2 separate regions of the Homo sapiens genome follow, and region 2 is linked to region 1. A link is a contact called in ENCODE Hi-C or POLR2A ChIA-PET data. All regions are on one chromosome and are shown on one strand. Each heading gives the region's core, a stretch centred on a gene start or an enhancer-like site at or near the end of the contact. The rest is flanking DNA. Distances are from core to core; before and after follow the strand shown.

What was found. A loop is a pair of places that touch in the nucleus more often than their neighbours do. ChIA-PET counts read pairs that join two places held with the same protein, here RNA polymerase II (POLR2A). Pooled maps may share reads with other maps.
Region 2: a loop to region 1 is called in a pooled map, with 2.1 times the contacts of the local background. The contact joins the promoter of SERHL2 here to the promoter of BIK in region 1. A Hi-C loop is called at or near these places in 1 of 168 maps with a recorded cell type or tissue (Ramos) and 1 of 50 pooled maps. POLR2A ChIA-PET finds 5 or more read pairs at or near these places in 1 of 52 experiments (HEK293).

Annotation. Positions count from the first base shown.
Region 1 is chr22:43,108,594-43,113,746 of GRCh38, reverse strand. BIK (BCL2 interacting killer) reads right to left here and starts at 2,997. Exons shown (of 5, transcript NM_001197.5): 1 at 2,944-2,997. RefSeq lists silencers at 2,128-2,347, 2,878-3,047 and an enhancer at 2,372-2,930.
Region 2 is chr22:42,552,706-42,557,666 of GRCh38, reverse strand. SERHL2 (serine hydrolase like 2) reads right to left here and starts at 3,711. Exons shown (of 12, transcript NM_014509.5): 1 at 3,625-3,711; 2 at 2,580-2,729; 3 at 2,322-2,435; 4 at 1,962-2,003; 5 at 1,584-1,603; 6 at 1,079-1,153. The coding sequence starts at 3,646. RefSeq lists a silencer at 3,769-4,168.

The DNA of each region.
Region 1 (5,153 bases), core at 1,748-4,247:
GGATGCTTTCCAGGGAGAGGGGAAAATACCACCAGCAGTGGTGTCAGCTTCAAGACTCACTGGCCAATCAAGCCCTTCCTCAATTACATCCTTCCGTTGAGACGGGATCAGAAATGGGGGAAAAAAAAAGTACACGGTTATGAGTAGTCTCTGGTTTATCTGCAGCTCTGTGACACAAGACGTAATTTTTTTTTTTTTGAGATGGAGTCTCACGTTAGCCCAGGCTGAGTGCAGTGGCACCATCTCTGCTCACTGCAATCTCCGCCTCCTGGGTTCAAGCAATTCTCCCGCCTTAGCCTCCCAAAGTGCTGGGATTACAGGCAAGTCAAATGTGTAAGAATCTTGAGCCGGGTGAGGTGGCTCACGCCTGTATTCCCAGCCATTGCACTCCAGCCTGGGCAACAAGAGCGAAACTCCGTCTCAAAAAAACAAACAAACTTACAATAACTAACATGTATGCAGCCTCTCTATCCAGCCATAGAGTACCCAAGCTGTAACAGACACTGGGGATCTACCATTTGATGCTTTTTTAAATTTTCTTTTGACAGAGAGTCTCCCTATGTGGCCCAGGCTGGAGTGCCATGGTGTGATCTCCGCTCAGTGCAACCTCTGCCTCCCAGATTCAAGCAGTTCTCCTGCCTCAGCCTCCCAAGTAGCTGGGATTACAGACACACGCCACCACGACCGGCTAATTTTTGCATTTTTAAAAGAGACTGGTTTTGCCATGTTGGCCAGGCTCGTCTCACAACTCCTGACCTCAGGTGATCCATCTCCCTCGGCCTCCCAAAGTGCTAGGATTACAAATGTGAGCCACCATGCCCAGCCTAATGCTCCTTTTTTTGAGACAGGGTCTCACTCTGTCTCCCAGGCTAGAGTGCAGTGGCATGATCAGGGTTCACTGCAGCCTCAACCCCTCCAAGCTCAGGTAGGCCTCTGAACTCAGCCTCCTGCGTAGCTAGGACCAGAGGCACATGCCACCATGCCCGGTTAATTTTTTGTATTTTTGGTAGAGACAGGGTTTTACCATGTTACCCAGTCTGGTCTAGCCCAGTCTAGTCTCCTGAGCTCAAGCAATCCTCCTGCCTCAGCCTCCCAAAGTGCTAGGATTACAGGCACGAGTCAAATGTGTGAGAATCTTAGTCTTAACATCCTTAAGACAATTAAAAAAAAAAAAAGGGCCAGGCATAGGGGCTCACGTCTGTAATCCCAGCACCTTGGGAGGCTGAGGCAGGAGTATTTAAACACTCAAGCCGGGCGGGGTGGGTCACACCTGTAATCCCAGCACTTTGGGAGGCTGAGGCGGGTGGATCGCCTGAGGTCAGGAGTTCGAGACTAGCTTGGCCAACATGGTGAAACCCCATCTCTACTAAAAATACAAAAAATTAGCTGGGCCTCGTGGTAGGCGCCTGTAATCCCAGCTACTAGGAGGCTGAGGCAGGAGAACCGTTTGAACCCAGGAGGCCGAGGTTGCAGTTAGCCGAGACGGCGCCATTGCACTCCAGCCTGGGCAACAAGAGCGAAGCTCTGTTTCAAAAAAAAACAAAAAGAAACAAAAAACACCCAAACTGTGCCATTCCTGAGAACTTATTCCAAAGGCGTGCCCAAATTAAGTAGAAATCGGGGTGAGTCTTAACTCCAGGGAGGCTACTAACTTGAGAGGGGCTTTCACCTGGCCAGAAACCTCAGGGATACATTTTGCAGAGTGAACAGAACAAACTGAGGTTCAGAGAGATGGAGTGGCCCTTCCGAGGCCACAGGGCTGGAGAGTGGAAAGAGGTTTTGGCTTGGGTTCCATAAAGGGCCCTTGGCTTCTAGCTAGACAACCCTGGCATTTCTGTGCCTCCTGGGACTGAAATCTCTGTTTCTCCACCTGGAAGATGAGGCCTCCTGCTCCCAGGGGCAGACAGATGTTAAGAACTTCCCGGCGCTAGTGCCCACCAGACTGCGCTCCTCCTAATGCGGGGACATGAGGCTGACACCAATGCTCCCTGGGAAGCTCGGGCTCCCAGACCACAGTAAACACTGCGTTAAAACAGCAACAAAAATGTTACAATAGTAAGAGCTACAACAGTAACATCAACAACCACGTCCTACCCCACGAGTGGCTCATTCTAGCAAAATTGACAATGAAGGGCTTGAAAGCGATCGCATTTAGGAGGCCAGAGCCCAGACGACGACCAGCTCCGAACCCCACAAGCCTTGTCGTGACCGCGCCCCGCAGGCGGGGGGCCCCCTCGCGGGTCACCCGCAGGGGCGCACCTCCAATTTACCAAACAAGGTCGCATGCCCCAGCCGGGCTCTAGTCCCCGCCCAGTCTGGGGCGCACCTGTGCAGGGCGCGTGGGCAAGCGAGGGCGGGCGGCTGCGCGCCGCTCCGTGTGCACGTTCCTGTTCCGGACTTTCTGGGCGTCCCGTTACGAAGCCTTTCCTCGGCCCTTCCTCAGGTGCGCAGCGCCTCCGGGAGCCGGTCCCGGCGGCACCGGGCACGACGCCATCTTCCCTCTTTTAAGGGCACCGGGGCTGTGCGGCCGCGGCCGTGGGCTGGCGTTGCCGCGCTACGGTCTGGCCGGGTCCGCACGACCCCAGAGTTCGGAGCCGGGTGCCCGGAAGCCGCACTGGAGGACTGTGCGGCGGCGATGGGGCGTCCAGCCGTCGCGGCGAGACGCAGAGGGACCACCCCATTGCACAGGCGCGGAGACTGAGGCCCGCAGGGGCCGCGCCTGGCACGATCGCCCGTCGGGGACCTGGAGCCCCGGACAGAGAGGGTACGTTTCGGAGCCGGAGTCCCGAGACGTCGCCCCGCCAGCGACTTGCTGGAGCGGTAAAACCTGGGCACGGCTCCCCACACTTCCAGCCGCTCGGCACCCGGGCCGCGGCCTGGGCGCTAACCGCCGGGCTCGAGCTGGGCGGAGCAGCGGGCGGCAGCAGGGTCGGGGGCACTCACCTGGCGGCGGCGATGCTGGCAGCGTCTGTAAGCCACCCGGGAGGCTTCGTGTCTGCGGCCCGGCTGCCGGCGCGGGACCTAATAGGCCCGGGCGCCCCGCCCCTCCCGCCCCGCCCGGGTCCCGCCCCTCCCCGGGAGCGGCCTCTCGCACCCCGAGCGCGGAATCCCGGACTGGGGTCTGAATGGCATTGGCAACAGAACCGCTACAAGTGCAGCCCGTTGGCTTGTTTACAGCCTCTCTGCCCCCTGCTGTTCTGCAAGCTTGTTTTGTCCCGTGCGTCGCTGTTTCCCCTGCGCCCAGCACGGGCGTGCACTCAGGGGTTTCCATCAATATCGGGGGGATCGATCCATTGACAGAATCTGGCCCTTTACACGGATGGCCTCCGTTCGAGCTCAAAGTACTCCTCGGTGCTTTTTTTCACGATCATTTTACCCACGTGGAAACCGAGGCTCCAAGAGGACGAAATGACTTAAATGACAGCGTGAAGCCAGCGTTCAAAGACGTGTGCTCCTTAGGCTGGCAGCTTTGGGATTTAGGTGTTTTAAAGCCTATTTCACAAATATGAAAACCGAGGTTCACATTTGGTTAGCAGCAGCATCCAGTGATCCATACCCGAAGCCAGGGGGCTGCCCCTCCACTGCCGCCCGTCCGCAGCCTTCCAGCTGCATGACACACCCACTGCCTTCCCCCTCCCGTCGGGGCTCCGGGTCCGCGAGAGGCGGGCGGGACTGGGAGGGATTGGGGGCAGGGGGCTCACGTGCAGACCTGGTGAGACGGACCCCACAGCGCCTGGCGGGGCGAACAGAGAAATCAGAAAGCTTCCAGGCGGGGTGGGCGGGTGGGCAGCCTGCTACGCGGGGATGGGTAGGACCTAACTCCAGCCCTGGGGTATATTGGGGGTGGGAGAAGGCAGAGCGCTCCTGGAATAACAAAGTAACAATTGTCCTGGGCACGGCAAAGCTTGTTTACTTCTGTCTTGATCCCCTCAGAGATTAGGGGAGGGGCAGGGACAGGGGTTCCCCTCCCCCAGCTCTGTCGTTTGCTACCTGTTGGGTACCCTCACTCTGTTCTTCCCACCTCTAGGGTAATTACTTCCCCTTCAATGTTCTCATCTGTGAAATGGACAACAGCACCTACCAAGAGCTGGGCTGTTGGGAGGAACAGAGGAGGTAAAGTGTGATAAAGTCTTCAGAGCCCCTCCCGCCTTCCGGGCTCTGGACCTTCTTTGCTTTTGTGGGGTTTTTTTGTTTGTTTTTGTTTTTGTTTTTTTGAGACAGAGTCTAGCCCTGTTGCCCAGGCTGGAGTGCAGTGGCACAATCTTGGCTCACTGCAACGTCTGTCTCCCAGGTTGAAGCAATCCTCCCGCCTCAGCCCCCCTAGTAGCTGGATTACAGGCGTGTGCCACCATGCCCGGCTAGTTTTTGTATTTTTAGTAGAGACGGGGTTTTGCCATATTGGCCAGGCTGGTCTTGAACTCCTGACACCAGGTGATCCACCGGCCTCGGGCTCCCAAAGTGCTGGGATTACAGGCGTGAGCCACCACTCCCGGCCCTGTAGTCTTTTCTTCTAGGGCCTCCAAACTACATCAACCCCTACAAAGCAGCTCGCCCTGACTGTGGCTAACAGCCACAGAGTGCCTTACAGTCAGGAGCAGGGAACCCTTCATAATGGGGGCTTCCCTCTGAATGCATTTTGCAGATGAAAAAATTGAGACTCAGGGAGGTAAAGCAATGACACGGGGTCTCATGGGTCCGAAAGACCTGATATATGTGAGATGCTTGCAGAGGGGTCTTAAGGCTGGAGGCACAGTGCCAGGTATGTAGGAGATGTTCAGTAAACATTAGCAGAAAAGATGGAGAAAGAAGGACCGTTTGGGGACACTGGATGATTCAAGGGCAGAGTGGGTGCAAATACAGTACTTATTTACTTTGCAAAATCCCAAGACAATATGCTGATCAAAAGGAGGAAGAGATGGCTGGGCATGGTGGCTCACGCCTATAACCCCAGCACTTTGGGAGGCCAAGGCAGGTGGATCACCTGAGGTCAGGTGTTTGAGACCAGCCTGGCCAACATGACGAAACTCCATCTCTACTAAAAATTAAAAAACTAGGCCAGGCGCGGTGGCTTGCGCCTGTAATCTCAGCACTTTGGGAGGACAAGGCAGGCGGCTCATCTGAGGTCAGGAGTTTGAGACCAGCCTGACCAACAT
Region 2 (4,961 bases), core at 2,462-4,961, 560 kb after region 1:
TGAGCCCTTACTAGGTGCCAGGATTGGGGATGTGGTGACAGAGATGGACATGATCCTTATCCTTATGGGATCTGCCGTCATTCTTTTTTTTTTTTTTTTTTTTTTTTTTGGGAGACGGAGTTTCCCTCTTGTTGCCCAGGCTGGAGTGCAATGGCGCAATCTCGGCTCACTGCAACCTCCGCCTCCTGGGTTCAAGCGATTCTCCTGCCTCGGCCTCCCAAGTAGCTGGGATGACAGGCATGTGCCACCACGCCCAGCTAATTTTGTACTTTCAGTAGAGACGGGATTTCTCCATGTTGGTCAGGCTGGTCTCGAAATCCTGACCTCAGGTGATCCGCCAGCCTCGGCCTCCCAAAGTGCTGGGATTACAGGCGTGAGCCACCGCATCTGGCCGATCTGTGGTCATTCTATGGACAAGAAAACTGAAACTGATGAGACTTGTGTCACAACTGATAGGCTGAGACCTTGGCAAGAAAATGACAGGATGTCAGAGCTGGCCAGGTCATTGAGCCCAACCTCATTTTACACGTGCGGGAACTAAGGCCCAGAGAGGCAAAGTAACTTGCCAGGGGTCACCCAGCAGGTAAACCAGGCCAGGACTCAGACGCAGAGACAGTACTGGTTATGGGTAGTGGTGGTCAGAGGGGTCAGTCCTTGTTCCTTCAGTTCACATTTAGGGCTGTCATGTGTGGTGGTGCAATGTGGACACAGTGCAAAGGCATTCGACTGGGTGTGAGTGCAGTGTGCCGGCCCAGCTGTGTGCCCTAGAACATCTTCCACCCATGGCCGCTGCCCTCTTCCACTGCCTGCCACTGCGTGATCAGCCTGGCATTCTGCAGATCCCGAGCCACACATCCAGTTTCCAAGGGGTCCCCCACACCCCTTGTCCTGACCACTGCTAGGGGTATAAGCAGCAGAAGCCTGTCATCTGTTGGGGAGCGGGTCCCTGACTCCCCTTTCCCACCCTCTGCCGCCTCCTCGTGCTTCCCTAGTGTCCACCAAAGGAGACAGGGCTGGGAGCGCTGCCCGGGGCCCAGGTCCTCCCTAATGACAGCATGCACGAAAGCCCGCTTCTCACATCTGATTCCAGGAGAAAGAGCGGCGTGTCCAGCAAGATAAGTTTATCCACCATCTCGGGGAAGGTACAGAAAAACTGTGAGGATGCCAAAAGGGGAGAATGAATAGGGGGAAGAAGGAAAGGACACTCCCGCCTTTCCCTGGGGACCCTGGAGTTCCCCGAAACATCTTTTAGGCTGGGGGGAGGGTGCTGACCAAGAGGCCAGAGGAGAATCTTCTATCTATGGTGTGCCTTCCCCCACCACCCCTAAGTCTGCACCCAGCACTGAGCTCCAGACCTTGGTGATGGCTGGACTCCAGGGTGCGGTGGGACCGGGTATGGGGGCGTGGAAACATGAACTCTACCAGGAGTCTCCACCGTTTACACCAACTTCCTGGTATAAGGACTGTCACTGTGACAGGAGGAGGCACTTTCTGTCCCAGGTACCTTCTCCTTCCTCCTTTGTGCTCCCCTCCCCACTCCACCCAAGGGAGCCCCAGTTGGCCAGACAAAGCCATCTACTCACCATTCCGCCCACGACGCCACCTGGGGGACAAAAGAGCTGTGGGTGACATTCCCTCACTCCCTCCCCAGCTGCATACCCTAAAGCTTCTTCCCACCAGTTGGGGGGGGGGGGCACCATATGGGTGGCTGGGGGCTCAGCATCTGGGCCATGATGTCCCCTTCATCAGACCTGACCACTCAAAAGACCACATTTCCCTCATCCCTGTGTCCCTTGCGGCAGTTGCCTGAGGTCAGAGGGTACAGTGGTCAACCTCTGACTGACCCTCTCATCTCTCTTTGCAGATCTCATAAGTGCAGGGGAAAGGGGTGGGGCAGCAGCTCCTATCCTTCCCTCCCAGCCCTACTCCGGGCCCGGTCAGCTCCTGGCCACTGTACTCACCGAAGCTGTGGCCCAGAATGGAGAATCGATTCCATTTCAAGGCTGGAAATGCAAGGAGCCAGAAGGTCCGGCTGGGCACAGGCTCAGCCCACGATCTTGCTTCTAGTCCCCAGGCTCAGGAAATCCCTTCCCAGCATCTGGGGTGTCCACCCAGGACACTAGCTTGGGGGACCCACTGGAGGAAGCGAACTCTTCAACTTTCCCAAGATCTCCCGTGAATTGCTGGCAGACCTGGGGCCAGAGCCCAGGCCCCACTCTCAGGCCAGCGCTGCTTCCTGGATCCTACCCCGCCTCCAGTGATAAGAGGGGGTGCCCTAGAGCACCCCCCACACCGCCGAAAATACACACTCTGTTTCTTACCTGCCACAACTCTTCGGATCTCACTCACAAAAGTCTGGAGGTAATATGGGACACCTGGGCTGTAATGGGACGAGAGCCCATGACCTCCGAAATCCATGGCAACGTAATAAAAGTCTGAAACAGAGAGAAGCGGGTTGGAGGGTAGGAAGAGGTGTCTATGCCAGCTGTCTCCCCGCCCTCCTCATTCCCCTGCAGACCTCCCCCCTCACCTTCCTGCCCACTTTCCCCCTGGCCTTCCCTTCAGCCCCAGCCTCACACCTTGCGGGAGAAGAGGGATGAGTCTGTCGAAGGAGCTGGCATTGTCCAGCCAGCCGTGCAGGCAGAGAACTGGAGGGCCCTGCAGGGAGCCCCAGGCTTTGGCTGCGATGTGGCCCCAGGGCACAGCCAGCTTCAGCTCTGAGATCAGACCTGAAAGACACAGCCGGGTCTTTCATTCCTTCATTCATTCACCCATGAAGCTGGTGCTCCCTGAGCCCCTTATCTCTGCCTGATGTGCTTGAGCCAGGGGCTCATGTCCAGAGGGACTCAGACCCTTAGCTGCCCCAGAAGGTTATGGGGAGAGAGTCAGACATGGGAGTGGAGACTCCCAGAGGAGGGACAGAGAAGTTAAGCCGGAAAAAGCTGTGACAGGCCTCAGAGCATGCACCCCATTTAAACTGGGGCAGAACCTTCTAGAATGTGCTGGGGCGGGGGCGCTGGTCAGGCCTGGACCCCATCACTTGCTGGCTGGGTAACCTTGGAGAAGTTACTAAAACGTCTTGAGCCTGTTTCCTTTCCTGTAAAACCGGAGTAAAGAAACAGCCCGTTTCCTAAGCCTTTCCCAAAGGCCAGAGGGGTGCCAAACCCTCATACACGCAGCAGGTGGGACCACTGTCACTCTCCCTCCACAGAGCAGGAAACTGAGGCACTGGGAGCTGCAGTACATGCCCAAGGTCACACTGGGCGACAAGGGCGGAGTGGAAATTTAGGGCAGGCGGTGGGACTCCAGGAACCCCCACCGCCCCCACATCTGGCAGCCTCCTCCGTCTCTGCAAGGCTGGAGACTTGCGCACCCCCGACACCCACGCGCACGCTCGGCTAACTCAGGGGCTCCTGGAACCCTGGGAGGCCACGTGCGGCCGTGTCCCGGGTCCCCCAACTCCTGGCCGGTCGCGCTCTCATGCCCCGGGACTGCCGAGGAAGGAGCTGCGACACCCAGGAGGGCGACGCGGTCGGCGAACCCTCCACTCCATCCCGCCCTCTTCTACTGTCCCAACCAGGTGGGTGGGCAGTGGGACGCTCGCACAAGGCCTCCCCGTCAGACCTGGTGCGGCGTTCTCACTCATCGCTCTCGTCCCGCGAATGCGCTGCTGTCACTCCCTCACGCCTGGCTAGGTCGCAGGAGCAGAGTGACGCCCGCAATTCCGGGCCCTATCTCCAAGCTGTCCTGCCCCGCCCTACCCCAGGCAGGCCCCGCAACTCCAGCAGTCCCCGCCCCCACTCAGAAGGCCCCGCCTTCCCACCGCCCTGCCCGAGCCCCGGCGGGCCCTGCTCCCACAGCCGCGGGCTCCACCCCAGGAAGGTCCACCCCCACCGCCAGGCCGCGCCCCCACCCGCCAGGCCCGGCCTTCCCGCCACACTGTCCGCGCCCACCGGCTTGGAACCCAGCAGGGCGCCAACCCCCGGGCAGTCCTGATGGCCGCCCCCACGTCCGCGCGGGACCAGACCCGGGGAGCAACCACAGCGAGTTGGGCCTCTGAATGCTCGCTGGCCCGCGCCGCAGGGCTGAAGGCTACCCTTTGTTTAGTGGCTTACTAGCCCCCTTGACGGACAGCCTGCGTCCACCGTGTCCCCACCGTGTCCTGGGATTCTCAGCAGAGCCTGGCACAAGCCAGTCTTAATAATTGTTGTACAGGCCGGGCGCGGTGGCTCACGCCTGTAATCCCAGCATTTTGGGAGGCCAAGGTGGGCGGATCACAAGGTCAGGAGATCGAGACCATCCTGGTTAACATGGTGAAACCCCGTCTCTACTAAAAATACGAAAAATTAGCCGGGCGAGGTGGTGGGCGCCTGTAGTCCCAGCTACTCTGGAGGCTGAGGCCGGAGAATGGCGTGAACCCGGGGGAGCGGAGCCAGCAGTGAGCCGAGATCGCACCACTGCACTCCAGCCTGGGCGACAGCGAGAGTCCGTCTCAAAAAAAAAAAAATTGTACAGGTGAACAAATGAATGTATAAATTGGGGACGTGGAGGAACCCTCCAGGTGAGGGATTATAAACAATATCTGCCTGGAAAGGATCGAAAACCCCAAGTTATGAAGAGGATGTTTGGGGTGAGCAGATTCATGCACTAAATCCTACAATGAAAGAGGGAAAGTGCACCCTTTGAGTCTGAAACAGTGGCAAGTCTAGGACAAATAAGAACAAGTACTGGTAGTGAATTCTCTTTTTTTTTTTTTTTTTTTTTTTTGAAACAGAGTCTCGCTTTGTAGCCCAGGCTGGAGTGCCGTAGCGCGATCTCGGCTCACTTAAACCTCCGCCTCCCGGATTCACGCCATTCTCCTGCCTCAGCCTCCCGAGTAGCTGGGACTACGGGCACCCACCACCACACCCGGCTAATTTTTCTTGTATTTTTTTTAGTAGAGACGGAGTTTCACCGTGTTA